Regions from separate parts of the Homo sapiens genome. Here regions 1, 3 and 4 are each linked to region 2. A link is a contact called in ENCODE Hi-C or POLR2A ChIA-PET data. All regions are on one chromosome and are shown on one strand. Each heading gives the region's core, a stretch centred on a gene start or an enhancer-like site at or near the end of the contact. The rest is flanking DNA. Distances are from core to core; before and after follow the strand shown.

Region 1 (7,534 bases), core at 2,924-5,423, 1.3 Mb before region 2:
CAAGCACAGGGTCCTGCAAAGGCATAAAACAAAACTATCTAAGTTAGTTAGCTAGTTTTAGGAGGAGGGAGAGAGGAATCAGAGGGTCTTTTCCAAAGGGGATCTAAATTTACACAACAGAGAAGTCAAGGAGAAGCCTCAAGCTAAAACCTTGAGAAATGGTCAGTCCAGACCTGAATTCAGGTTGTCCTGGACAGACTCATACTTGGTGCACTCCACAGTAACAATGGCTAATATTTACGGAGTGCTCACAAAGCATCAGGCAGTGTTCTAAATGCTTTATATGTCTAAACTTATTTAATCTTCAATGACATCTTTATATTAAACTTATTTATTTATATATTTACATTAGAGACAGGGTCTCGCTCTCTTGCCGAGGCTGGAGTGCAGTAACAAGGTCATAGTTCACTACAGCTTCTGACTTCCAGGCTCAAGCAATACTTCCACCTCAGCCTCCCAAGTAACATCTTTACATAGTAGGTACTGTTAATAACCCTATCTTACAGATGAGGAAACAGATAAACAGAGTGGTTTAAGTAAAACACAGTAGGTTTAACTACTTTCTTTACCCTGGAGCTATGAGTATAGTTCACAAGGGACAGAGGAGTAGCTGATCCTATCCTCCTAGGCTAGAGAAGAGAGAATACCACTTCACAGCTATTATTTCCTGGTACAATTAGAACAGAAGGTTCCACTAAAAAGAAAAAAATTCTAGACAGAAAGACGTGTAACCACTTATAGTGTTTTCTGTCAGGAACAAAACTTCCTTGGCCAAAAATCTGTATTAAAAGTACCGTATTCACTTACTGATAGGAATCTGTAGAGCTCCCCTACAGATGACAAGGGTTCCTACAGTGAAGGGGAAAGTAAGAAGACTTCTCAGTTCTATGTCTGCCACTTGTAAGTTGAGTGACACTAGACAGTAAAGTATCTTAAGGCTTAAGTCTTTGTTTCATCTGTAAATGAGGGAAGAGAACAGCTACCTCACAGAGTCGTTAAGAGATGACAATATTAATGATGTTATGACAACCGTAATAACAGATACATGGCACTTACTGTACCAGGTGGTTTCACAGAACACTTTTGACTCTCACAACAAGCCTATTCGATAGGCACTATTTTTATTACAACCATTTTACAAATACAGAAACTGACGCAGAGAGGGAGTAATTGTGCCCAAGACCACACAGGTAAAAAAAGGCTAAGGTGGTATTCCAACCCAGACAGTCTGGCTGCAGTCTGTGTCCTAAGTCCAATGCTGTCACTCTGTACTCCCTAAATCTCTCCATACACTTCAGTTTCACCTGTTCTTTTGTCCCTACTGATTCCTAGCAATGTTTTTTTTTTTTTGTCTTCCATATGACACTTTCATTCCCCATACTTTTCTGTGAAGAAAGACGCAGAGGTAGCAAAGACAAGAGACAAGTAGATTGCAAAAAGAAATGTTTTTGTAGAAAAGGGAAAAACTCTATGGGAGATGAAATAAAATGAGCAAGTTCTGAGGGGTGATGGACAGATCAAAAACAGATGATCTTCAAGACAACATAATCACCCATAAACGTGGTAAAACAAAAAATTACACTTCCAATTTGGTGGAAAGAGTGCCACCTGCTGACACTTTCTGGAATAAGGTAGTTTAGCCCATTTGAAAGAAGCTGTATTGCCTTCTCAAAAACAACGAAAACCTACTATTGATCAATGAAGGTAACAAGATATAACTTCAACAAAGTAAAACAACGAACACATAATTATCCCACAAAATAAGAATTTAAATAAAGAATTATCAAACCTGGAATTCTACTCCTGTCAATTATTGTTTCTGGCATATGGTAGGGGTTCAAAATACATTTGTTGAGCGAATTCTAACATAGTACTATTTAGTTTTCTGAAAAATCCTGTAATGATCACCTTATTTAGAACCAAACCATGCAGGCTGGTATCTTCCAAACATACACAATCTGTAAGTACAATTTTCTCCATTCCCCACTTCTAAGATAATAATGGCTATTTCTTCAGCACATATTATGACAGGCACTGTTCTAAGCACTTAACATATATTAATGAATTTTCGTGACCTCATAACGTCCATATTATCATTAATAGTATCTTCATTTTACAGATGAAAAACGGATGCCCAGAGAGGTGAAGTAATTTATCCAAGGTCCCTCAGATGAGCAGGGTGGAGGTTCACATCCAAGAGGTTTGGCTCCAAAGTTTTGCTCATAACCCCTTTGTTGCCTTCTGTTACATGGCGGAAGGTCCAGCCACTAAGATAGAAGCCAGAGGTTTAACTGGGGAAATGGGAATAATGGCAGATGTTCATCTATAAGGCTACACTGCCACTCCATGCCACAGACTCCAAGAACAGAATTACAGCCAGGCTTCAGATTGGAACTGGGCTTGGAAATGCATGCCTCTCAACGTGAATGTGGCCCCAAAACTCATGGGGGTCATACACAGCTTCCCAATGATGGCAGGGCTGTACCTATCATTCAGTAGGCTTTTATGCTTTGATAGCTGATTGTTATAACTTAGTGCTCTAATCCCAAATAGGTCGTGCATAAATCTAGAATACCAAAAGCAAGGCCTAATTCGGGTCTTGTACGGGCAAAAGTGGAGTAAATGTACCTAGGCCTTTGACTACATCTCCATACACTGCAATGGCAAATGTCATCATCTAGATTGGCTGGAGTTCATCCTTCACTTCTTCCTCCACGCTATCCAGCTTCTTCAGATATGTTCTTGTCTAGTCTCGTTTCCCATTTTCCACACCCACTTGGTGTTCCAGGTCAGGCTCGTATTCTTAGTGTTCTAACACTCCACCCTTGGGTCTTTGCAAAAGTACTTCCCGCACTAAGATCTCTTCCCTCCTCTGCAAAATCAACTTGTCCTTTGGAGTATAATTTCTTCTCGAAACTTTCCAGCAAGGGATCCACAGTAATTTCTCTTTTTCCTGTAGCACTTGCTTTTGTATCACTCATATTTGATCCATATTTTCCTAGCTCACCAAATAGTCTTTTTCAACTAGACCAGAGTTCCTTGAAAGCAAAGGGTTTCCATAGCTTTTTCTATCTCTATGGCCGGACAACGTAGTAGGAACTTATTAATTCACTTAACACTACTGGAGAAGCCAATCAATCAACAAGCGCATAAGGTTAGTTAGTGGTGAGTGCTATTAAGAAAAATTGCGGATAAAGCGATAGAAAGTGAGGTTGGTAGGTGTTAATTAAGATAGGAAGGTCAGGAAAATCTTTCTGTCGGGGGCGATTGTAAGCTGACAGGCAGTCCGTAAGCGCTGTCCCTGCTGCGTTCAAATGAATTAAATCTTTGCCTTATGGGTGATGCAGGTAAAAGAGCTCCGACTCAGCATCAAAACACAGAGTTCTTCTGGTCTGGCTCTGACGAGGAGCCTTAGTTTCCTCAGCGTCTTAACTGTCTTAAGGATTGTCTTTGTGGGCCTTACAAGATTGCGGGGAGGATCAAACATTCTAATAAATGAAGGAGGGCCACGAGAACGGAACCTTCCGCTTGAGTCACCATTTAAACAAGTGTTTGTGGAATGAGAATTATCTTGCCCGCTTCAGGTGCTCAGGATGCAGACAGACGTGAAACTGGCGGGTCCTTTAGGAGACTGTCCCGACTGCGTGTCCTGAGGTGACTCGCCCCAGGGCGCACGGCAGCCGGCAGCCAAGCTCAAGCTTTCAGGCTCTCATTTCAAAGTGTCCCGAGGTGATTCGCCCCAGGGCGCACGGCACCCGGCAGCCAAGCCCAAGCTTTCAGGTTCTCATTTCCATCACGCCCCGGCCGGCCGCCGCGGACAGCTCCGCGGAGCCGACTCGGAGGCTGCTACTTGCAAATTCCCGGGCTGCCCGCCCGCCCGCACTCACCAATGGGCTTGTCCAACCGCATGAGGCGCAAGTACGGCTGCAGGGGGCGGGGCGCAGAGTCCACCACCGCCGCCGCGGACAAACTGAGCTGGCGCCCGCGCGGCTCGGGACAGGCGGGGGGCTGCAAGTCACCACCGTGGGGCGCGCCTGCCGCACGCGCCAGGGCGAAGGAGCGGCCCCGCCAGCCCGGCAGCCACGCCAGTGCCACAGCCCGCAGGCCCCGCGCGAACCCCGCGGCTCGCGAGCCCAGCATGGCGCTGGTGAGGCCGGGACGAGCTCGGATTGACGTCATTCCCCGGCAGGCATGCGCAGTGGCACCCGCAGGATGCAATCCTAGTCTGCCAGGCTGGGCGGCGGTGTGGGCAGAACCTTTCCTCATCCTTACTTGTGAAATTGGGGTCATCGTGGTCGCTTACTCTAGGGAGGAATACTTAATGAAAAAGGGATTTCTATTGGCAAAAGGCAAAAAAATTACAATAAATTTAGTTGTAATTTTTTACAACTCGATCTTGATTGACTTTGTGGTTCCATTATCGGGCAACACTCAGAACGGGGTCTCTGAGGAAACAAACAAAAAATAGAATCGGGCAACACCTTATTCTGTAAAATAGAATAAGTGTTCCAAAGAGTCGAGCGGAGGAAGTTGGCTTTATAGACAGAAAAAGGGCTGAAGAAAGCAGAAGCAGAGAACAAAAAGCGGATTGGTCACTTCAAATTACTTTCATTGCGAGGCGGGGACAGGGAAACAACAACAGAGAAATAACGGATTGGTTAACATTAGGTTACACCAGGTTAAGGACTAAAACAGGAAACTTAATTGTCATGACGATTGCATTTTGAAATGGCCTGGTTGGAAAATTGGCTGTTGTCTCTCTTTCCTGACTTCTCAGAATGTCAGATACAACTTAGTTTTAGTTTGGTGACTTGGAACTTTAGCATGGGTGACTCTTGATTCTTAGTCTGATCTGTTGGGACCTAGTGCAGGAACTTAGTTCAAAACAATGGCCCCCTATAATTTAACCCTATTATCAGCTTTCTCCATAAAATGAAAAGGATAGTGTTTATTCATATGGAACAGTTGTACCAGGAAAAAAAAAAAAAAGCTTTGAAAAACCTACTGAATCCAAAAGAAGAATTTGCGTACACGTTTAGCCATAAAAAAAAAAAAGGGCACCAAGTGGCCACATACAAGACTGTAAATTAAAATCGCATTCAGGGTTAAGGGATGTTCATTACACAAGTGAAAATTTTAAATTTGACAGCCCTTCAAAGGAGTTTTTGTAATCAGTAGACAACCAGCATGTGTGATGCTAAGAACCTGAAGCTGAAAAGTCTGGTCAGCAGAGTCTTGCTCTGTCATCCAGGCTGGAGACCAGTGGAGGGATCATGGCTCACTGCAGCCTCCACCTCTTGGGCTCAATCGATCCTCCCATCTCAGCATTCTAAATATCTGGGACCACAGACACGAGCCACCGTGGCTGGCTAATTTTTAATTTTTCATAGAGAGGAGGTCTCACTATATTGCCCAGGTTGGTCTTGAACAGCTGGGCTAAAGAGATCCTCCTGCCTCAGATGGTCAGTACTCTTATTCATAAGCAACTCTGTATATCGCTGTGTGCCAGGCACTTTACATGTATCAACTCATTTAACCTCTCACTGAGTAACCCTAGGCAAGTCACTCATCTGGATTTTAATATTCTAGGAAGTTGACTTAGTCTTTAGGCTCCTTTCTGTAAAACATGTACAATGATTCTGTGACTTCTTGCATGGCTCAAGTACAGCAAGTTGGATGCCTGGCCACTTTGGTGCAATGAGGCAGGGGGTACCTAGCCTTTCTCCTGCCTGCAAAGAATAAAGGCCAGCAGGCAATTTAGTAACACTCCTAGTTGTTAGATTGGAGATGATTTAGATCTGACTCAAACCTGAAAAGGGTGTAATATCAGTCATGTATTGCATCCATGACTTTCCAATATAGGTCCAAACTCTTTGTTTAAAAAAATATATTAAGAATTTCAAGATGGCAACAGCAGGACATTAAACCAAGTACAAGGTCCTTCTTAGCGTAGGCCCTGGGTGACTGCACATGTACCCATGATGCTGACCCTGCCCAGAGGTGATTCAATCCTAAGATATTTGGTCCAATTAAAGTGCACAGGAAACTGAGATGGGTACCCACATGTCACTCTGCTAATTTGTAGGACAAGAGAACAGTCACATAGAGTAGAGCCCTAACTTTCAGGAGTCTCCTCTAGACTAATGCCAAGGCACAGTATGCCCTTGGGAAAGCCATTTAACTGCTGCAAACTCTTCAGAAAAGGAAGGGACTAGGCTTTCTCTAAAAGGGCCTGTAAGGCTCCGATTCCTCATTTTGTTTTTTGTTTTTTTTGAAGTGACTTTCTTTTTTTTTAAAATTTTATTATTATTATACTTTAAGTTTTAGGGTACATGTACACAACGCCAATTCCTCATTTTGGATTGGGCAGGAACTCATTTTGTTTTAAACCTATTACCCACAGGAACTGAAATGGTTAATTTTACATGTCAATTTGGCTAGGCCATAGTGCCAAAACATTTGGTCAAAAATTATTCTGGCCAGGCACTGTGGCTCACACCTGTGATCCCAACACTTGAGAGACCCAGGTGAGAGAATTGCTTGAGCCCAGGAACTCAGGACCAGTCTAGGCAACATAGTGAGACCTCATCTCTACTAAAAATTCAAAAATTAGCTGAGAATAATGGCATATGCCTGTGGTCTCAGCTACTTGGGAGGCTGAAGTGGGAGGATTGCTTGAGCCCCCGAGGTTGAGGCTTTGTGAGCCATGGTCATGCCACTGCACTCCAGCCTGGGTGACAGAGTGAGACCCTGTCTCAAAAAAACAAATAATAAACCTCTCATCTTTTTTATGGTGGCCAGAAGAATGAATTACAATGACTGACAAGGCTTTGGAAACAAGACAACCCCTCCCCACATCACAAGGACTGAAAAAGGTAATCAAATAGATTTTGCAGTATGTTCGAAGGTGGTAAGTGGTATGGAGAAAAGAAGAGTAACAGGGAAAAGTAGGGACAGGCTGTATGTATACTTAAATATGGTAATTGGGGTGGTAGGACAGCCCTGATCTCACTTTCTCAAAGACTTGAAGGAGATAAGGGAGTAGCTATGAGAGATCTGAGGGAAGAATATCACTAGATACTCTTAGAGGGATGTCTAGTGCAAGGGCCCTAAGATGGGAGCAAGCTTGAAGTGTTTTCTTAATAAGAGCAAGGAGGCCAGTGTGGATAGAGTAGAGTGAGCAAAAGGGAGAGAGATCAGGGATGAGAGCAGAGAGGACTAGGGACCAGGTTGTGTGGGGTCTTACATACCGTGGTAAGGACTTTGGCTTTTCTCTAAGTGAAATAAGAGGGAGCCATTGGAGGATTGTGAACAGAACAGAGACATGACCTGACTTCTATTTTATTTTATTTTCCTCTCATAGTTCTTGTCTCATACTGACTTATATTTTAAATAATTACTCTCAATACTGGGTTGAGAGTAAACTGTAGGCAAGCAGTGAGATAAGTAGGGATATTAGTTAAGAGGCTTATGAAGCTCAGGTTGGTAGCTTACACTTGTCATCTCAACATTTTGGGAAGCTGAGGCAGGATTG
Region 2 (7,378 bases), core at 383-2,882:
AGGCCATCCTTACTATCCGTTTACAGCTGAGGACACTGAGGGTTAATAACTTACCAAGGCCATGCAATTAGTGGCATTGGCAGCACTAGAACTCAGGCTTCTTGACTTCCAGAGAGTTAGAATGGAGCACTTCTAATCCTTTATGCAGGGTAGGGTAGTAGCCAGAGATGGAAACCCTACTACTGGCTTCAGCCATTATTCTGATTATCTTCTTCACTATCAAGCACTCCTTCATTTCCGATCCTCCAAACAATTGGACAATTTATTAATGTAGTCACCCCATAGTTCTCTGTTCAGTAGGGACTTATTTTCAAATCTTCTCTGTCATTTCAGTTATCCACCCCATAAGGAACAAATTATGGTTTCTCGACATCCTTTTGAAAACGTGCAACCCAAACTAACCGCACAGCTTCAAAGATCTGTTTGGTGAGGTAAAATGATGTCTTTGTGTTCTGCTTTTCAATGCATCCTAATTTGACTTTTGGTTTTGCTCATTTGTTAGTAAATTTTCAACACTTTACTTACTTTTACCGTGTCAGTAAAGACCTTGAGGAATTTACATAGTTGATCTATTTCTATAAGGGTGCTCTCCTGAACCTTGTCCTGTGTGAAGGCCCGCCTTTTTTCTTTTTTCTCTTTGTTTCTCTCTTTTTTTCATTTGTTAGCTTGTCAGTAATGACCGGGTGGCGGATACATGTCAAGAAAACTAATCACCTTCTAACAGGATTAAGACTAGAATTAATGCAGATCTTGTGCCCTTCCTGTTCCCGCTTTGGCAGCCCAAGGTCCACCACTGCTCAGAGACTAGCTGGAGGGCAACGGCGTCCCATAGCATCTCACACTGTGTTGGGATCCTAGGTGGTGACCTTTGTGAGATTCAGTACTGAGTTTCTGGGAGACGGCGCTGCGGTTGTGATCGGAATTGTTGGCCGACGCACCTCTGGACGCCCAGTGAGGCAAAAGCATCTCCTGTTTTCAAGGTGATGACACTGGGCTGGAATGCCGCGGGGCCAACCAGTCCGTCCTGCCAGACAAGTTTCTGGTCCAGTGAGCCTCCGACCCGCCGCGCGTGTCAAGCTGACAAGGCCGGGGAGGCGTTTGAAGCAGCAGTGTTGAGCGCTGTTAACATTTAGCGGGCGTCTTTGAGTAGCTCCTCCAGCCCTCGCAGCGGCCCAGGGACTAGCCTGCAAGTTCTCAACGCTCACTTCCAGCCCGCGCTGGCCCCGCCTCCGCCTCCCAGCTCCTCAGCCTCCTCCCGCCCCACCGCTCCCACCTTTTCTCAGGCCCCCACCTGCCAGCACGCAGAGGCGGGGGCGGGGTCGCGGGCCGGGCTCCTGACGTCACCTCACGGGGAGGCGGGGCTGTGGGAACCGCAGTGCAGCGCAGAGGGGCGGGGCCTGCGGCGCGAGACCTGGTGCGGGAGGCCCGGGCAGGGAGAAGTGTGCGGGGCCGGGACAAGCCGGCTCCGAGTCCGGCTCCGGGGGGCGGGGCGGGAGGGGCCTGCGCGGCGGCGGGAGCCCAGAGCCGCGCTAAAGCGGGTCAAGCGTCCTCCTTTTCTCCCCGCCCCTTCTCCTCCTCCTACCTGGGCCTCTGCGTGGAGACGCGCACCTGGCAACCGGAGGCCGCGTCTCCGCCTTCTCTGCTCGCGCCTGGCGCCCGGAGCCTGCCCGGGACCTCCGCCGGAGCCGCGCTCGCTGCAGGCGGCCTCGAGCGCTCTCTCGTTGATGCCGTTTTGGAGGTGACCGGCGCGGCGGCCGCTCTATGGTGGGGCCGCGTTAGTGGCTGCGGCTCCGCGGGACTCCAGGGCGCGGCTGCGAGGTGGCGGGGCGCCCCGCCTGCAGAACCCTGCTTGCAGCTCAGGTTTCGGGGTGCTTGAGGAGGCCGCCACGGCAGCGCGGGAGCGGAAGATGTTGGAGCTGAGGCACCGGGGAAGCTGCCCCGGCCCCAGGGAAGCGGTGTCGCCGCCACACCGCGAGGGAGAGGCGGCCGGCGGCGACCACGAAACCGAGAGCACCAGCGACAAAGTAAGTGGAGCCGAGAGAGGCGGACGCCGCGCCCTGGCTGGGTCCTGGTTGGAAGCGGGACACTTGAGAGCAAGGGTGGGGCCCGTCCAGCGTCAGGTGAGGCTGCACGCTGCCGGTGCACCTTCCTCCCTGCCTGGCACTGCTTCCTCCTTCTCCAGAGGGGGTCGGGACCCGGGATCCCAGTGGCGGTGAGGTTCCCAGGATGACCGCGGCCGCTGCCCGGGAGAAATGGGCCACTCAACCCGGCTTACAGTTTAGCTTCATCCTCTTCCGGTCCCTTCTTCAGGATCTGGGGCCGACGCTGGAATCAGGAGGGAACCTGTCCTCCTAGGGGCTGCAGTGCAGTTAGTAGCTGCCACCTCACCTCTCTTTTCAGTAGAGGGAACAAAGTTAGTAAGGACTAGAGACGTGCCACCGTCGGCTGTATCATTTCATCGGATCCTGACGCGGGAGGCTTGGCTTCTCGCGCTGCCCCATATGCACTTACATTTTCTCCATCCTTTTTCAGTATGATAGATTTTGGAGGTTTTAGAGTATCATGCACGTGACATAATAGTAATCTTCCAGCTTCTTTTGAGTACACGACAGACAGTGCAATTCTTCTGTCTACCAGTAGATTTCATATAACCCGACGTTAATTCATGAAGACTTTTCACTTCCTTTTCTATAGATTACTCTTCTTTCACATTTAAGAATAAGTAGATGCGATATTACTATCTGTTTAAAGCTAGAAAAGGAATTCGGGCGTGTTTGGTAATATAGTGGTGCAAGTAAGAACTTGTGAAGAAATGCAGTTTTATGATCTTATGGACTGGATGGTTTGGGAAATTGGACCAGAGAATAGATTGTTGTATCAAACCGTCTGTTTAGAAAATTCCATTTTATTTGAGAAACCCAAAACACGTAAACTGTTTCTAGAAGCATACTTTGGAAGCAGGCATTGCAGTTTGAATTACAGAAGTGAGGTGGATTGCCCAAGGTCAAGTTCGTGGCTCTTGAAACTAGAATCTAAGTTTCCTGATTCCTTTTCTTCTGGTTTATGTGGTTGCTGAGACTGGCTGGCAGTTCTGATTTGGGGAGGATTCCACCTGAAAGTTGATGTTGATGAGTTTGATGTAACCCAAATTACAAAGCCCTAATAGGAACATATCACATGATATCACGAAATAAACGTAAACGTGATTCTTAGTACTAAAACTTTAGAATCAATGGAATCAATGTAGTGACACTTTTCCCCTTACCCTTGATAGTAAGTAGAATAAAATGAGTCTGTAATAAAACATAAGTGTCAAGGAATTACCCAAAATATAACAATTTCCAGCTACTGAAGGTTGAAGTTACAAAACTAGGAACAGTGGGCTGAGAATAGTCTTTGTGAAAACTGCCTTGGAAACTAGACCCAAAATAGAATTAATTAGGTTGGGATTTGTTTTGTTTTGTTTTTAGCACTGGTATAGTTTAGCATCAAGGAAATACCAGCTTCTCTATGCTGACTTCCTTAACTCGACAAAGCTAACAAGCTTTTGTTAAGAGAAAAGATGTTCAGGAAGCCATGCATAAAATACCTTCGGAATTAAGTTTTTTCTTTTTTTAACACCATAATGTATTTAAAATGGAAACTACTTCTGTAGTGTGATTTGACTCATTAGAACTGTTGTCTCTAGCTATCTGTGACTAGGTTACCTCGCTGCATATTTATTTATTTATCAATGCAGTACTGTTGGTTTTTATTGACACATGTCCAGCTGGATTTTGTTTTCTGAAAGTAGACTTTGCTATATGTAACCTGTTTTGTCAAGATTTCTTAGACAAGGATGAACATATTCAAACCATATCTAAAATACTGCTCTACTTTTAGAGTTTATCATGAGGAACTTTTGACTTGGCAAGCTGATAGATATTGAACTCTATCCCTGTCTGTCCTTTCTTATCAGGGTGTGTATTTGAATACACCTGTATTTCCAGGTCAAGGGCTATTTTAAAATCAGTTTGCACACTGGAGGCTGGTTAATATTTGGTCAATTCAAACTCATTAAGGGCCTTCCCTGTTCAGTTGCAGTAAAGGCAAAACTCTTGGGGAATTAGTGAAAGAAGTGAAGGAGGTACATTATATTCTGCTATTATAATACACTCCCATGCATTGCCATTTTGTAGTCTTTTAATAATGGTGTTATTAACATGACACTCCCTTTGTTCCGGACTGGTGACTTATGCTGAGAGAAGGCTCTGTACTCCAGATAATTAGCAAGTGAAAAAAATACTTCTTACCTGCAGAGGAATGTTCCCAAGTGTTAAATGTTGGAGTGGTACTTGAAAAATGACAAGGGACATCTTCAAGGAACCCTGCAGGAGACATATATGAGTTAGATTTATTGGAAGTCTGTACAAGGCTCATTGTTAGCATAGAGGGCATGCTTGGCGTCTACCTGGAGACTGTAGGAAAAGCTCTAAACAGTGGATGAGGATTGAGCTGGGAATGAAAAGATTCCTGGGACTCACCAGGTTTACAAGGGTTTGGGTAGGGTGTTCTAGGCAAAGGACGTGTTGGGTTTTTTCTTGAATCAGCATTCTAGGCACAGGGTTGCAGATACAGAGGAAGAGATAATGAAGGTCCTGAGAGCAAAAGGAGGAGGCATTGCTTAGAGCAGTGGTCCCCAAATTTTTTGGCACCAGGGATCAGTTTTGTGGAAGACACTTTTTTCCACGGATGGGTTGGGGGGATGGTTTCAGGATGATTCAGGTACATTACATTTATTGTGCACTTTATTTCTATTATTATTACATTGTAATATATAATGAAATAATTATACAACTCACCATAATATAAAATCCATGGGAGCCCTGAGCTTGTTATCCTGCAACTATACAGTCCCACCTGGGGGTGATGGGAGACAGTGACAGATCATCAGGCCTTAGATTCTCATAAGGAACATGCAGCCTAGATCCCTCGCATGTGCAGTTCACAACAGGGTTCAAGCTCCTGTGAGGATCTAATGCTGCTGTTGATCTGACAGGAGGCAGCGCTCGGTGGTAATGCGAGTGATGGGGTGTGGCTGTAAATACAGAGGAAGCTTCACTCGCAGACCACTCACCTGCTCTGCAGCCGGGTTCCCAACAGGCCCAGTTCCTAACAGGCCGGTACTGGTCTGTGGCCTGGGGGTTGGGGACCCCTGGCTTAGAGGACATCATCAGTAGTACTTAGGAATAAGGGCTGAGATAGAACGTGGAGTTTAGCAAAAGATCTAAGTAGAAGCAAGTTTAGGTTGAGGAAATTGAGAGGTGAAATGTTGGTAGTTATTGTTATAAAGTGGCAGTGAAAGGAATACAGGATGGCAACTAGAGAGACAGGAGGATTAATGAAGATTTTTCTTTTCAGAGGAGGGGAGATATATATTTGTATGAAAGTCAAATGAGTAAAGATGTTGAAGACAATGGGTAGGCCCTAGGAAAAAGAAAGCAAACATGGGGTAGAGACTATGGATTATTGGGATATCCAAGGAAAGAAAAGAGGGATGCATGTCTTTTCCTTAAGAAAAGAAAGACGGAATGAAGAGTGGATACAGGAACATTTTGAAAAGCAGAAAGGAGAAGATCAAATGTTGGATGCCTTCAGTTAGTAAAGTAGGAACTCAGAACCAATGAGCTTCAAGGGATCTTAGAAACAACTTGGTTTAACTCAATTCATATATATTTGTATTTGTATATATTTATATATAATTTGGTATATATACAATTAAATTTTAAACAATAAATTTGTATTCAGTTGAATCTTCACTGAGTTTAATAATTCTGTATAGTTTTATAATAGTTACCTTTTGGTCATTTCCTATCACACTTCCCAAAAATGACAGTTCAGATGTGTTCCAGTCACGTTCAGTGTTGTGTGACTGTGTGTTAGGAATATCCCCATTTAATAGCTGAGAATAAGAAAAGCAATGGGAGTGATTTAGGCCTGGGGAGTGCCAGAGGTCCAGGATGTAGGGAATTAGAGAGTCAGTGAAGCCAAGATTGAAGTGGATGACCACAGATTCAGGTCGGCAGGGAAGTGGGCTGGTGAAGATCTAATGGGTTGAGTGGGAATGAGTATTGAAACAGAAAGAGCTAAGACATGACTTATGTAGAGACCAAGGGAGAACTTCCCCTCTGCCCTCTGAAGACTTGCCAGAAAAAACTGACAACAGGTAGATTAATCGGAGAAATGGCATACAAGTTTATTAACGTGTGGGGTGGGAGGAGGGAGACAGAGTGATTACCTGAACCCCAAGAGGCTCAGAAGCTTATATACCATCTTGAGGCAAAGGTGGTCCTGTCATGTAGATGAAACCTCATAGGGAGGAGCCCTCAGAGAGAATAGATGGTGAATATTTCTTTCAGACCTTTAAAAGTGTCAGACTCTCAGTTAGTCTTTCCTAGATCCAGACAAGAGAGAACCTTCAGAGAAGGCCAGGTTGCATCAATGCAGATTTTCTCTACAGACACAAATCTACCTCACAAAAGACAGCTTTGCAGGGCTGTTTGTTTGCAGGCCCTCTGAACAGCCATCTCAAAATATGTCAAAGAAGTATAATTTGGGGTGAAATATTCTGATTTCCTTCACTTGCTAGACCCTGAAGTGGGAGAAAAGAGGGTGCACATTGAGGCTGTGGCCAGTCAAGGGGAGCACACGTGGAATAGTGTGCTTTCAGGTAAGATCCCTGTGTGTTTGTGCATGGGGCTGCTACTTAGGGATTTTGGTTTGTGAAGTTGAGGAGAAAACAATCCAGAGATCAGTTAACGTCTCTCCTCCATTTGAGATGTGTGCAGCTTCTTTCATAAATACATTATTATTTTCAAATAAACTTTTAATTTTGGAACAACTTTGATTTATGTAACCACCCCACAGGTTCTTCTTTCTTGCTGCCCAGATAGAACTGGTTTATCAACACGGGAGAATTGCAATAGAGAAAAAGAGTTTAATGCACACAGAGCCGGCTAAACAGGCGGCCAGGGTTTTATTATTACTCACATTAACCTCCCTAAAAATTTGGAGGCTAGACTTTTTAAAAGATAGTTTGGTGTGCAGGGGGTTAGAGAATGGGTGCTGCTGATTGGTTGGGGAGGCAATTGCAGGGGTATGGAAAATGGTCCTTGTATGCTGAGTCCATTTCTGGATGGGGGGGCCACAGGAGTTGCTGGTTTGGGAGGAGTTATCCAGTCATCAGAAATATAAAAATCTGAAAGTGGTCTATCTTTTAAAAGGCCAATCTTAGCTTCTTTAATAGTGATATTATGTGTAGAAGTAATTGGAGAAGTTGCAAATCTTGTGATCTCCAGACCAGTGGCTGGTAATTGTTTACATGTAATCACAACAAAAT
Region 3 (7,544 bases), core at 473-2,972, 1.6 Mb before region 2:
TACCTCTAAGGTATTTCTCCTAAAAATTTTTTTGGGTCTCTTATTCTTCTAGTAAGTGAAAGCCAGACCTACAAACTATACACACCTATTCACACAAAATATTTCCCCTCTAAGTAAACTACAAAATTTGTGATATATGACACACTATGGCACAGTGTGTTACATATACTCTTTGTAGACAATTTGAATAAGGAAATAATATCACATATACTCTCTGTAGACAATTTGAATACGGAAATTTAGGGCTAATCATAAACATTACCCATGGGCATTCCTCAATACTAATCCTTCTGTTCATTATACACTCAATGTCATTGACCCAAAAAAGCTGGGGGAAAAGCATAGGGTCCAAATTAATGTATAAAAATTTTTTTGCCCAGCCTAAAAATTTGATTCACATGTAACTTTTCTGTAACACTAGTGTTGTGTGCAAGGAGACAGACTCCTTACGGATCTTTCAGCATAACCTAAAACTTAACATGGGTCTTCAGATAACCTAATAAAACAGTGGCTGTTATAGTCAATCAATCCAGCTCTCTAAACAAAGGGCTAGGCTAATCACTCCAGCATTTAGTGATTTAGAAATAACAGAGGTCTCAATTTATTTTTCCCAACTTAATGTACTCACAACAAATGCTTGCATCACCCCATCGCAACTCTCCTTCTTAACAATGAAGGTAAAACTCAGGACCAAAAGAGAGCTCCTAGAGCTGTATTTCATTTGCATTATAAAATCTACAGCAAAATTTTTCATAACTTTACTCTCTGAATTCATGAACTAGGTTGGCGGGGGCAGGAGGGTGAGTATAGAGAAGAACTTCCCTGAAAAGCATGAGTATAAAATATAACTGAGAGTATCTCAATTGTTATATGCCAAATGGCAGGGGCAAAGAGGTTAGTTACTCTAAGGATAACAGAGCATTAAAAATTTTTTTTCTAATTCTTACAAAACTGGTCCCTATTCTATAAAATGTGAACATCCACAACCCAACAAGTTACAGACTAGGATCTAAGACACAGATCTTAAATGCAGATAAAATGCCAATGCTCTGCCTCCCTAAAGAAACGTACAACCCCAAGAACTGCTGAACACCATCAAAGCAACACCCGCCAGAGTGGCTGTTTTAAACATTATATCAGGAAATCATGATAAGTGCTAGCGGTTCCTCTAGGCCTCAGCAGCAGCCTTAGGTATAAGAGCAAACTGGAGCCCTCTTAACACTCAAAGAATAATGTTGATGTCATGACGAGGCTACTGATTCTTCGCACTCCGGACAAGTCATTCCTTGATCCACCGCGCAATTCTTTCCCCACCCACCCCCATCCCCCCAAATAAAGAGATCTCCGGACAGAGAAGCCCTCGGGTACCCCATCCTCCTCTACCTCCAGCGGCTGCCGCTTTCTCCTCCCTCGGGCTCCGAGGTAGGGGCTCCAGAAGGTCCTGGGCAATCCCGAGCCCCGGCGGGGCTTGTTTTGCCCGTGCACGATAGCTCTGGCCAGCAGCTTCCTTTCCCAGTTTGTCCAAACTGGAGCGCTCCAGGGTACCCGGGGACCGAGAAGGGAGCCGGGGTGGCGACGTCGCCGTCGCCGCCGCCTCTGGTATGTCAGGGGCCGGGATTGTATTTCGAAAGATCCGCCATTTTCACCTCGTCATCACCATCACAGCTCAGCAGCTTCCCCGACAGCCGGAGCCCGGGCCGCCGCCGCCGCCGCCACCACCAGTAACCTCCCCCTTCCTCCTCCTCCCCTCCCCGCCCGCCCCACCCGGGAGGCGCACACCCACATATCCGGGGAAGCCTCCCGCCGCCCCGCCAACCTTCAAACGCACAAGGGCCGTGCAAGTGCACACGGGCTACGCCGAGACCTTTCACCCCCGGGCGGAGCACGGGCCCCCGCAGGGACGCCAAAGGAAGTCGCGCCACCTGCGGGGTCCCAAGTCCGGCATATTTTTGTTTGCAAGACCAAAAGCCATGCGGAGGGTGGCATAAGGACAATAAAGAACCCAAACTCTTTCATTTTCAGAGCAGCAACTTGAGAGAGATGGTGGAATGCGTTTCATTCACTGTGGCTATCTCAGGCACTAAAAACACTGTGAAAGACCTTTAATGTCATTCACCAACTTTGACATTTTACCCCACCCGCAGAACTACTTTGACAGGATGAGCTATTTCCATATGCATGTTCGACCTTTGACACCTTTGTCAATTACAGGCAGCAATCCTCATGCAGATGAAGTGGTCAAAATATCTAATTTAAAAAAATAAAGTTCTGAGCTATCTTCCTCTCCAACTTAATTTATCTGGTCATTTCTGTCCATGAACACTGCGACTTCCAATCTGTCATCGGTTTAAGACGTCAAAGCGCAACTAGATTTGAAATGATTGAACTAATTGTAGAAACATTCATGAATGATCGATTTCTAAAATATTGAAAATATAACTCTTAGCTAAAATTATTTGCCAAATGTTTTTTTAGGATCTAAGTCATCAAATTAAAAAAAAACCATCTGCTGCTGATATATTTGTTCTGTACAGTAAAAATAAACAGCTTGCTTCAGAACAAGATCCTAGAGCTACCTACTAGGTAGGTAAGAGTTACCAGCTCTTGTCATCAGTCAGTTGAATAAGTAACCAAAAGAGAACAGAGGTAATTCTTAATCATTTAAAAAATAACAAAACATAAGCTGCAAGGCTTCTGAAGAGATCAGCATTAAAAAAAAAAAAAAAGGAAACTGGCTGCCTTTGTCAATTTTAGAAAGAGTTAACCATCCAAAAGCTGAATTCTGTATCATTCAACCACAACATAAGCTCTGGGCAAACTGAATTTCAAGGCTGCGAACAGGGCCACTCTACTGTCTAAGTTAGTGTAGGAAGAGTAAGGTTGAAGTTGAAGTTGAAAAAGTCATTTCATTTCCCTACCTTGTTTCAATGGCAACTCCATATAAAAGTCGGTAGATTCAGCCTTCAACAAGGGCTGTCCACCACCCACCCCAATTGCTGTTTTTATATGCAGACTACCAGATGCTGAGAGTATAAAGTGTTCTCAATTACTTCATCTTTAAACTTCATTTCCCCACTGACGGCCCCGTCCATCCGCACTCTGCTTGGTTGTTTACCGTTGCTGGCCAAGCTAAGTCCCGGCCCGCTCCCTTCCCCCGTGCACCTCGGGAACATTATGACATTTGGCTGGTGGGCTTCGCGAGGAAAACGGACACGCACGAACAAGAGCCTGTACAAAGGGGCATAGGAAGAACGCGGCGGCGGGCAGTAGGGAGAGGAGGGACTGGCACAAAATGACACAGCAGCAAAACCGGTTCCCAGAAACCTGGGGCCGCCACGGGTGGCTTGTTGGGTCGCGCAGTGTGCGTGTCAACAGCCGCAGGAGCCCTTACTCCAGACCGCCGGGCAGGCGGCTGGCCGAGCGCTGGCCCTGCCGGGTGACAGCCACCCTCTCGGGAGCCGACGGGAAGAGACCGAGCCCCAAGGATCCTTCGCCCCCCGCAACCCAGCTTCAGGGAAGGGGCGCGGCGGACCCCGCTGGCGGGTTCCCGCTCCCCGCCAAGGCCCACCGGCCCGGGCTCCCGGAGGGAGCGGTCCAGCGCTCTCCGCCCGCGCAGGCACTCGCAGCGGGGGCCGGTTCCCCCTTCCCGCCAGCCCGCCCAGGAGCCCCCATCCCGGGGGCTGACACTCACCAAAGCCGGCGGCGCCGCCGCCTCCTGGTCGCGCGGCGCTCCCTGGGCTCCCAGCAGCAGCGGCGGCGGCGGCGCCTCCGAGACACAGACCAGGGTTTGTTCAAAATCACGCGCCCAGCCCCATTCCACCGCCGCATCCCATAATACGCTGGGCCCTCCCCGCCCGCGCGCCCCTCTCTGCCCGCCCCTGCGCTCCGCACCCCGCCCCACGGCCGGCTTCCTTCGCTCCGCCTCTTCCGCGGCGCCTCGTCCCTCCCCTTGGCAACCCAAGCCCGCGTCATTCCGCCGGGCTCCGCCAGGGCGCTCCAGTTCCACGTGACGCCGAGTGGCGCCCGGTCAAAGCGATCGCACGGAATGTTCCATCGGACTGAAGCTGATGGGGGGAGGACCCGCATCGCGCTGCGGTTGGGAGAGACCGTCCCTTCGTCTAGCTTTCCTTGTTAGGAAGTCCGGGTTGTAGGTGCGACTTCCAGGATATCCCGCTGTTTGATGTGCTTGAGTGAGGAGGTGATCAGTAGTCACAAATGCCAAGTCACTGTGTTTTTAGGCACTAGTTTTGCAGTGTCGCTAAAAAGCCACAGGGAGATTCATTGAGAGTTAAACTTATTTTGAAAGACGTTTTGCATTTCTTGCAACACGCAGCTAAGACTAACACAGTCAAAATTATTTGTATTTAATCACCTTTTATTTTTTCCCGCGATTTATATGATATCCAAATACGGAGTCGGATGAACAGACGCTGACAGATCATTCTGAGGGGAAAAAAAAATTATTCTGAGAGATTATTATCAACTGCTGTGAGTGCGACAAGCACTACATATACGAAAATAGAAAATACAAGAGTGTAAATGTAAGATGGTGCGATACAGTGTATAATTTGCTAATGGAGTACGGAGGACATACAGGTCAGCATGAGAGACTACCTCGGGAACATAATGGAGGAGGTGAAACAGTGTAGGGGAGGCAGCAGTCACTTTGGAATCAAGCAGTACTGGTATTTAATGGCACCTCCGTTTATTAGTGTATATTGTATAACGTTTATTTTCCTATCCAGCAAATAAAAATAACAAAACTTCCCAGGATTCTGATGGTTAAATAAAATGAAGGGTGTTAAGCAGGTACACAGTCTCTGCCTGAAATGTTAGTTCCCTTGTGCCATAATCAACACCCAGTACCAGCCCAAACACTAATAGTCAGGATTTAACAAGGCAAATGTCATGAAATTAGCAAAGCCTTGAAAATGGGAAGGTCTGTGACATGTGTAAGTAATGTGATAAAGTTGAATGACACAAAGGCTTTGTTGGAGATCAGCATTGTGAGCCCACTTTATGAGGAACCTTGAGAGCTAGTGTGAGAAATCCTCATGGTAAAATGATTGATGGTGCTGTTGGGGCACCACTGGAAGGAAGAAAAGAATGAGATGGGGTACCCAAAACTGGCTAGATTTTAGAGAGACCAAAATATCTCAAAAAAAGGAGACCCTTTCCCAGTTTATTCCACAAGGCAGCATAACTCTTATACTAAAACCCAAGACAAACAGTACCCAAAAAAGAGAAGGGAAACTTCCTTTCTTGCTATGATTTTGTTATGAAGGCAAAATTGAGTATTTAGTTGTTATTGGTGCTGTGGCTCACACCTGTAATCGCAGGACTTTGGAAGACTGAGGCAGGAGGATGGGTTGAGACCAGGAGTTTGAGACCAGCCTGGGCAACATAGTGAGATTTCATCTCTACAAAAAAAATTTTTTTAAATAAAAAGAATTAAGAAGTTATCAGACCGGGCGCAGTGGCTCACACCTGTAATCCTGGCACTTTGCGGGGCTGAGGGAGGTGGATCACCTGAGGTCAGGAGTTTGAGACTAGCCTGGCCAACATGGTGAAACACTGTCTCTACTAAAAATACAAAAATTAGCCGGGCGTGGTGGCATGCGCCTGTAGTCCCAGCTACCCAGGAGGCTGAGGCAGGAGAATCACTTGAACCCGGGAGGCAGAGTTTGCAATGAGCCGAGGTCATACTACCGCACTCCAGCCTGGGCAACAGAGTGAGACTCTTTAAAAAAAAAAAAAAAAGATGTTATCAAATTCCAGCAATGTGGTAGTAAAAAGAATTTACATCATGACAAAGTATATGGTTTAACCGAAACAGTGATTTAACATTAAGAAATCTACTAGTGTAATTTATTAGATTGAAGGAGAAAAACCAAATGATAGTCTCTAGAGATACATTGTATAACATTCAATAACCACCCTGAATTTTTTAAATTCTTAGTAAACTAGAAATAAAAGAATGTTTCCTTAATTGGATCAAGATAATCATCAGAGAACAACACCATACATTTCAGTGAAATGGCAGAGGCTTTCACCTTAAAATCAGAAACTCAATAAGGAGGCAGGGATATAGTAGCTGTTTACCGTTTTTGAGTGTGTCCTAGCTAAGTTAAATAAGAAAAAATGAAAGAAGAGGTATAATATAAAGGAAGAAGGAGACTAAATGGTCCTTATTAAAAATAATCAGGCCAGGCACAGTGGCTCATGCCTGTAATCCCAGCCCTTTGGGAGGCCGAAGCAGGTGGATCACAAGGTCAGGGGTTCGAGACCAGCCTGACCAACATAGTGAAACCCCGTCTCTACTAAAAATACAAAAATTAGCTGGGCGTGGTGGCGGGCACCTGTAATCCCAGCTACTCAGGAGGCTGAGGCAGGAGAATTGCTTGAACCCAGGAGGCGGAGGTTGCAGTGAGCCGAGATCGCGCCACTGCACTCTAGCCTGGGCGACAGAGCGAGACTCCCGTCTCAAAACAATAAACAATAAAAAAAAATAATAATCATAGGGGCCAGGCGCGGTGGCTCACACCTGTAATCCCAACACTTTCAGAGGCCGAGGCAGGTGGGTCACGAGGTCAGGAGTTCAAGACCAGCCTGGCCAACATGGTGAAACCCCATCTCCACTAAAAATATAAAAATTAGCCAGGTGTGGTGGCCGGCGCCTATAATCCCAGCTACTCGGGAGGCTGAAGCAGGAGAATAGCTTGAATCCGGGAGGCAGAGGTTGCAGTGAGCTAAGATCACACCATTGCACTCCAGCCTGGGACAGAGCAAGATTCTGTCTAAAAATAAAAATAAAAATAAATGAAAATAAAAACAATCATAAAGAGTTATTTTTCCTATTTTTGTTTGGTTTTGTTTTTTGAGTCTTGCTCTGGCCAGGCTGGAAGGCAGTTCCTCGATCTCGGCCCACTGCAACTTTCGCCTCCCGGGTTCAAGTGATTCTCCTGCCTCAGGCAGAGTGCCAGGTAGCTGGGATTACAGGCTCGGGGGCCATCACACCCAGCTAATTTTTTTTTTCATATTTTTAGTAGAGATGGAGTTTCACCATGTCGGCCAGGTTGGTCACGAACTCCTGACCTCACATGAGCCACCCTCCTCAGCCTCCCAAAGTGCTGGGATTTCAGGTGTGAGCCACCGCGTCCGGCCTCATAAAGAGTTCATTTTAAAAGTCCTTATTGGCCGGGCGCGGTGGCTCACGCCTGTAATCCCAGCACTTTGGGAGGCCGAGGCGGGTGGATCACGAGATCAGGAGATCGAGAACATCCTGGCTAACACGGTGAAACCCCGTGTCTACTAAAAATACAAAATTAGCCGGGTGTGGTGGCGGGCGCCTGTAGTCCCAGCTACTCGGGAGGCTGAGGCAGGAGAATGGCATGAACCCGGGAGGCGGAGCTTGCAGTGAGCCGAGATCACGCTACTGCACTCCAGCCTGGGCGACAGAGCAAGACTCTGTCTCAAAAATAAATAAATAAATAAATAAATAAATAAATAAATAAATAAATGCCCTTATTAAAGATAATCATAAA
Region 4 (6,551 bases), core at 1,045-3,544, 1.5 Mb before region 2:
CAGGCTGGTCTCGAACTCCTGACCTCAGGTGATCCACCTGCCTTGGCCTCCTAAAGTGGTGGTATTACAGGCATGAGCCACCACGCCTGGCTGAGAACAGACTAATACACATTCTTAAAAGGGATTCCTTCTTCAGGTATTCTTCTCTTTCTCTTTCCCAATAGAGGGAATATGCCATTTATCACACATCAAGATGGCAAAAATCCAAAAGTTTGACATCCTTTGTAGTCAAGGCTGTAGGAAGCTGCACCCCTATATATTTCTGGTAGGAAGGCAAAATGATACCATTCCTATAAAATGCAATTTGGCAATATCTACCAAAATTGTATGTCTATCCTTTGCCTCATTTCTGGTAATGTGTTCTACCTGTACATATATAATGTATGCAAAGGTTATTCATCGCATTGATTAAAAATAACATGTCCTATAAGGATTAAATAAACTAAGGCATACTCTCACTGTGTAATATCCTCTAGCTCCAAAAAGAGTGATTTTGAAAGACTGGACAGCTGGTAAGATGTCCAGCTGTCTTAGTCTGTTTTCTGTTGCTTATACCAGAATACCTGAAACTGGGTAATTTATAAAGAAAAGGAATTTATATCTTAGAGTTATGAAGGCCAAGAAGTCTAAGGTCAAGGGGCCACATCTAATGAGACCCTTCTTGCTGGTGGGGACTTGCTAGAGTTCAGAAGCAGCACAGGGTATCACATGGCAAGGGAGTGACCTTCCTAACATGCTAGCTCAGGTCTCTTCCTCTTCTAATAAAGCCACATGTTCTCTCCCATGACAACCCATTAATCCATGAATAGATCAAGGGTTTTGCCCTCATGATCCAATCACCTATTTAAGGCCCACCTCTAAATACTGCCACATTAAAGATGAAGTTTCAACATGAGTTGTTTGTTTTTTTTTTTTTTTTTGAGACGGAATTTCCCTCTTGTTGCCCAGGCTGGAGTGCAGTGGTGCAATCTTGGCTCACCGTAACCTTCGCCTTCCAGCTTCAAGTGATTCTCGTGCCTCAGCCTCCCGAGTAGCTGAGATTACAGGCACGTGCCACCACACCCAGCTAATTTTTGTATTTTTAGTTGAGACGGGGTTTCTCCATGTTGGTCAGGCTGGTCTCGAACTCCCGACCTCAGGTGATCCGTCCACCTCGGCCTCCCAAAGTGCTGGGATTACAGACGTGAGCCACGGCGCCAGCCCTCAACATGAGTTTTGGAGAAGACAATTATTTCAAACCACAGTACCAGGAAAAGTGCAAAAAAAAAAAACCAAGGCAGAACAATTATGTGGTGTTGCTTGTGAGAGGTAAAATTTTATTTTATTAATATTTGCTTGTATTTGCAGAAATTCTATAAGAATACATGAGTATTGAATGTTATACAAACGCAGGCGACCATATAATCTTCCATTGAAATGGAACGGTTTCTAGAATGAAAGGGAGGATGTTATTATTATTATTATTATTTTTTGAGACCGAGTCTCGCTGTGTCTCCCAGGCTGGAGTGCAGTGGCGCGATCTCGGCTCACTGCAAACTCCGCCTCCCGGGTTCACGCCATTCTCCTGCCTCAGCCTCCCGAGTTGCTGGGACTACAGGGGTGCACCACCTACGCCCGGCTAATTTTTTTGTATTTTTAGTAGAGAACGGGGTTTCACCGTGTTAGCCAGGATGGCCTCGATCTCTTGACCTCGTGATCCGCCCGCCTCGGCTGCCCAAAGTGCTGGGATTACAGGCGTGAGCCACCGCGCCCGGCCGAAAGGGGGGATATTAATCATTACTCCAGGACGACAGAGGGAAAATCGCTTTGTACTGGACAAACTGGAATGTCTGACCAACCATTATAAAGTGCACGGAGTGGGAGGAGGAATAGGGACATTTTAATTGTATTTCTAAAAAGTATCTTCTGTGGTGAATCGGAAACAAAACTCATTCTTTACCACAGGCAGTTTAAGCGCTGCCTGAAAGATCGAAGGACGGTAAACCACAGACGTGAGAAACGGAACTTTGCGAAAACGCAGTCGTTTTATGTACCGGCTACTCATTGGAGTTACACCAGAGACTCACTACTGGAGTTCATCAGCCAATCCAAAGTCCAAGCGTGAGAGCCAGAGCCTGTAGGAGAGACCTGGGCAGGCCTCAGACCTGAGGAGTGGAGCTCCGCATCACTCAACCCTGGGGGCGGAGCTAGCCCAGGCTCCCACACCCGACGCTCTGGCCCACACAGACGCTACTCTGTAGCATCTCAGGTTCCCTCTGGCTGCACTCTGGAGGACCACACTCGTTTTCTTTTTGGCTGCCAGAGGCCCCCGCATCCACCGCTGAGCTGGGAGAAAGATGGCGGCAGCCGTGCGACAGGATTTGGCCCAGCTCATGAATTCGAGCGGCTCTCATAAAGATCTGGCTGGCAAGTGAGTATTTCCCAGGAACGCGGGAGTACAGAGGTGGGGAAAGAAAGCCACAGCCTTAATCTCCTTAGGTTGGCCACGGCTCTTGGGCGTGAAGCTAGGAGCCGGCCTGACGTCCAAGGGGGCGGGCCTGAGGTCGGCTGGGGAGGCAAATGTTGGGAGAAGCAGAAAGCTGGAGGGGACCTTGTGCAGGGGCCTTCGAGGCTATAGACTTGAAATGATTGTCAGCTTGTTCAGTTCTTGATAGAATCTTTCTGGTCCCTTAGGATTTTGGAACAGCGGTCTGAGAGACGACTGCTACCCTGGCCTTAGTAGCCTTCCCTGGTACCTCTTCCCATCGCTGGCCGGCCTCACACCGAATCTGGCCTCTCTTTGGACCTTCCTCCTCTTTTTTTTTGATTCAGAGAAATGTATATTCTGGGGCCTTGATGCTGCGTTTTTCGGGGAGATGGCTTCTTGGGGCTGGCTGAGGTTGAGGCGGTATGGCCGCTGTCATGTCGTCCAGACCATTCAGACTGTCTTCTGTGGGTCCTTGTGTTTCGGGTATTTTCTCTGCCACCAACTCTGATGGCACATAGGCGGAATGTGCTCATATCGTGGGTCAGGATGTCTACAGTAGTGATGTTTGCAGGAATCTGAATTTTGTCGAAATTTATATAGAATGCTTAGGTTCACTCCAAGTTAAAATGTGTGACGTGCCTGTTCTGCAAGCAGTTGTCAACAGTATTAAGCATAGGTAGGTAGACGTATATTGTTCATTTTCTCTTTGTAGATGTCACAGCATTTCTCTTTTGTAATGAACATGCTTTCTGTTTAAAGTATGCCTCTCTAGGCCGGGTGCAGTGGCTCACGCCTGTAATCCCAGCACTTTGAGAGGCTGAGATCACTTGAGGCCTGAGAGATCTGAGAGGGAGGATCACTTGAGGGCAGGAGTTCTAGACCAGCCTGGGCAACATAGTGAGACCCCCCCCCCCGCCGCCACCCGTCTCCGTAAATAAATAAGTAAATAAAGTATGCCTCTCAAGTTGATCTTAATGTTTACATCCTGACAGCTGAAATCACTTTGATGTATATTAATGGGATACACCTGTTCTAACCTGGTCATTGAAATTCTGACTGTTTTAAGTAGGCTAGGCTGCCTTTTCTCTGGTGGCAAACGTAATCTACTTTTATCAGTGGGAAATTCAGCCGTATATTTTGGGCTTAACTACTTTGTGCTGCATTTTCCCACTCAGGAAAATGAAGATAATAATAGGACTTATTCTTGTCTGACATTATCTGAGGACAAGATGAGTATGTGTGTGCATATATACTTACCACACTTATATCACGTAGAACAGTACCTGACATATAGAAAGTGCGGTAAGATTGTTGTTGTTACTATTAAGCTGTCAGTAAATATATATTCACTTATTGTATGGGTTGGAAATAAGTTAAATATGTCTTCATGGCTCAATCCTTTCTGCTTGTAATTTTTATATGGATGAAAGTAAAATCAGCTTATATTTTTCCCCATGCTTCCTTTACTTTTTATTTTGTTAAAGAAGAATAAGTGCATTAGTTATCAAAAGAAATAGAGCTTTGCAAGTATTTGCAGAATTCTGAAACTTAAGTATTTACTTCTTCAGGTCTGAATTGGAGATAAACAATAGTACTTAAAGCGTGCTTCAGTTATCTGTTGCTTTGTAACAAACCAAAAACTTAACCAGTGTAAAACAACTATGATTTCTCAGGATTCTATGGGTTGACTGGACTGCTTTGCTGGTCTTGTCTGGGCTCACTCATGCAGATATAGTCAGCTGGCAACACACCTGGGGCGGGACTCACATGCATATCTTGCTCTTGCCTGGATCTCTCTCTCTCTCTGCACAGTCTCTCATTCAGTAGTTTAGCTTGGGCTTTCTTAGGTGCCTATGAGAGGGGAAGTCGCAAGACCTCTTAAGGATAGCCTAGGAAGTCTCACGTCAGTTCTCTAGTACTGGTCAAAGTAAATCAGAAGACCAGCCCAGATTCAAGGGGAGGGGAAATGGAGCTTACTACTACCTCTTTAGTGGCAAAGTTACATTGCAAAGGAGCCTGGACAGAGGGAGACACGATTCATTGGAAGCCGTTACTGTAGCAGTCTACCACATGGTGTTATTGTGAAGATTAAATGAAATAATGTGCTTGATAACTGATAGCCAGTGCAGTCTTAGCCATAACTCCTTCAGAGCTGCTTTCTGAGAAAAGTCTTGGCCTTGCCTGCATTTCCTATGTGGGCAAGAATGTAGCAGGATATTTATCCTTACAACAACATCAGTTCTACCAGCTATATGCTTTAAGAGAAATACCCTTGAAATATATCAGTGTGTTTTTTTTTAATGTATTTTTTCTTGTATGTACTTTTAATGAAGGTTTTTGGGTGTTTTTTTTAGGAGCTGAGTAACAAAGGATTCCATATTAAAGAATAATGGAATACATTGTTTCTAAAACATCAATACTGTGTGTTCCTAGCAATTGGGATATCTGTAACAGTAGTTGTTCAATAAACGTGGTTGAATTAATGAATAGCTAGAAAGGGGCAGTGCTTGTATTTGAATCCAGGTTCATCTACTCTAAAAAGCTCATTTTAAACCTACCAGACTATGCTCGTTTTCTTGTTAAAAACTCAGTTAGAAATGCTTTCCCATAACTGTGAATTAACACAGCTGTCTAAAGTTTATATAAGAAATTAGCCAGAGGAAAAGCATTTCCTCCATTTTATAGGCTGCTTTTGTGCATATTATGCATTGTATTTATTATCTCACATAAAGCTTTAGAATAGGAGAGCCACAACGGAGGATAGACTTTATTGAGGATAGCCTCAAAGGCCCCTTCTAACTCAGATTCTGATTCTCTCTTTGTTGTCCCAAACACAACAGTTTTAGTGGTTTTCATCTCTAGAGTGAAAGTCAATAACATCTAGAGTTTACTGTGCGAAGCACAACATTACTTACATTTAAAAATCCTTAACAAGTAGGAGTAGGTGATAGTAGTGATATTATTTACATTATAATAAGAGAAAACCAAAGTACAGAGTTGAAATACCTTGCTCTGAGGTCACACAGCTAGTGGTGAAGCTAGAAGACAGTCCATATCTGCTTGCCTATGAGCCCTTAACTCTAAACAAACACATCTACCTTTTTGGCCTTATTTTCACAAAAAAAAATTGACTACACTTCAGATAGTGATTATTTTTGCCTAGAATGCCTGTCTTCCTACTGTTATTAAATTGAAATACTTAGAATGTTTAAAGATCAACCCCATCCAATGATTTCTCTCTCCTAAAAATTATATTAGCACTTACCTGTTTTTTTTGTTTGTTTGTTTGTTTTGTTTTGTTTTGAGATGGAGTTTCACTCTTGTTGCCTAGGCTGGAGTGCAGTGGCGCGATCTCGGCTCACTGCAACCTCTGCCTCCCGGGTTCAACCGATTCTTCTGCCTCAGCCTCCCAAGTAGCTGGGACTACAGGTGCATGCCACCACACCCGACTACTTTTTTTTGTATTTTTAGTAGAGACAGGGTTTCACCATGTTGGCCAGGATGGTCTCGATCTTTTGACCTTGTGATCCACCTGCCTTGGCCTCCCAAAGTGCTGGGATTACAGGCGTGAGCCACCGCGCCTGGCCAGCACTTACCTGTTTTTAAGATTTTGTCTTTAATTTTGTGTAGCTTCATTATGATATGTCTGTGGATTTGTTTTTACTTTTCTATGTCAGTTACCCTTTGCTGTGAAATAAACCCCAAAACTTAGGGCTTAAAACAACAGTCACTTATTTAGCTTATAATTCTGTAGGTTGGTAGTTTGGATTGGGCCCAGCTGTATGGTTCTTTTCTGCTCCACGTGGTCTTGGTTCCACATGGGCTCCCATGTGGGTCTATAGTTAGCTGCCAGCCAGGCCAGGTAGGCAGCTCTGCTTCTGTGGATTGGCTGGCTTGTTGGCTGGGGCAATATAGTTGACTGGGCTACATATCTCATTAGCCAGTATGTTAGTCTGAGCCTGTTCATGTGACAGCAGCAGGGTTCCAAAAGACAAACACATACAAGGCCTCTCGAGGTCTGGGCTCAGAACTAGCACTTCATTTCTACCACGTTTTATTGGTTAACCCCAGATTCAAGGGGTAG

Evidence for each region. Hi-C counts contacts between places; a loop is a spot of excess contacts on that map. ChIA-PET counts read pairs that join two places held with the same protein, here RNA polymerase II (POLR2A). Pooled maps may share reads with other maps.
Region 1: a pooled map shows a loop between it and region 2 (8-fold over the local background). The contact joins the promoter of COQ2 here to the promoter of CDS1 in region 2. A Hi-C loop is called at or near these places in 6 of 50 pooled maps.
Region 3: a map of naive thymus-derived CD4-positive, alpha-beta T cell shows a loop between it and region 2 (24-fold over the local background). The contact joins the promoter of LIN54 here to the promoter of CDS1 in region 2. A Hi-C loop is called at or near these places in 1 of 168 maps with a recorded cell type or tissue (naive thymus-derived CD4-positive, alpha-beta T cell) and 6 of 50 pooled maps. POLR2A ChIA-PET finds 5 or more read pairs at or near these places in 1 of 52 experiments (MCF 10A).
Region 4: a loop to region 2 is called in a map of CD4-positive, alpha-beta T cell, with 8 times the contacts of the local background. The contact joins the promoter of COPS4 here to the promoter of CDS1 in region 2. A Hi-C loop is called at or near these places in 1 of 168 maps with a recorded cell type or tissue (CD4-positive, alpha-beta T cell) and 5 of 50 pooled maps. POLR2A ChIA-PET finds 5 or more read pairs at or near these places in 1 of 52 experiments (MCF 10A).

The regions. Positions count from the first base shown.
Region 1 is chr4:83,280,625-83,288,158 of GRCh38, forward strand. It overlaps COQ2 (coenzyme Q2, polyprenyltransferase), which reads right to left and starts at 4,174. Exons shown (of 7, transcript NM_001358921.2): 1 at 3,888-4,174. The coding sequence starts at 4,140. RefSeq lists enhancers at 3,577-3,816, 4,012-4,306 and a silencer at 3,877-4,206.
Region 2 is chr4:84,581,495-84,588,872 of GRCh38, forward strand. CDS1 (CDP-diacylglycerol synthase 1) reads left to right here and starts at 1,633. Exons shown (of 13, transcript NM_001263.4): 1 at 1,633-2,024. The coding sequence starts at 1,908. LOC102723338 (a long non-coding RNA gene) reads right to left here and starts at 727. Exons shown (of 8, transcript XR_007058460.1): 1 at 55-727. RefSeq lists silencers at 1,240-1,449, 1,490-1,589 and an enhancer at 1,426-2,379.
Region 3 is chr4:83,009,101-83,016,644 of GRCh38, forward strand. It overlaps LIN54 (lin-54 DREAM MuvB core complex component), which reads right to left and starts at 1,723. Exons shown (of 13, transcript NM_194282.4): 1 at 1,384-1,723. RefSeq lists enhancers at 1,563-1,662, 3,544-4,429, 4,037-4,166 and silencers at 1,733-1,812, 3,537-3,866.
Region 4 is chr4:83,032,889-83,039,439 of GRCh38, forward strand. COPS4 (COP9 signalosome subunit 4) reads left to right here and starts at 2,295. Exons shown (of 10, transcript NM_016129.3): 1 at 2,295-2,410. The coding sequence starts at 2,337. RefSeq lists enhancers at 1,815-1,934, 2,008-2,302, 2,065-2,414, 2,515-2,564, 2,605-2,664 and 2 more.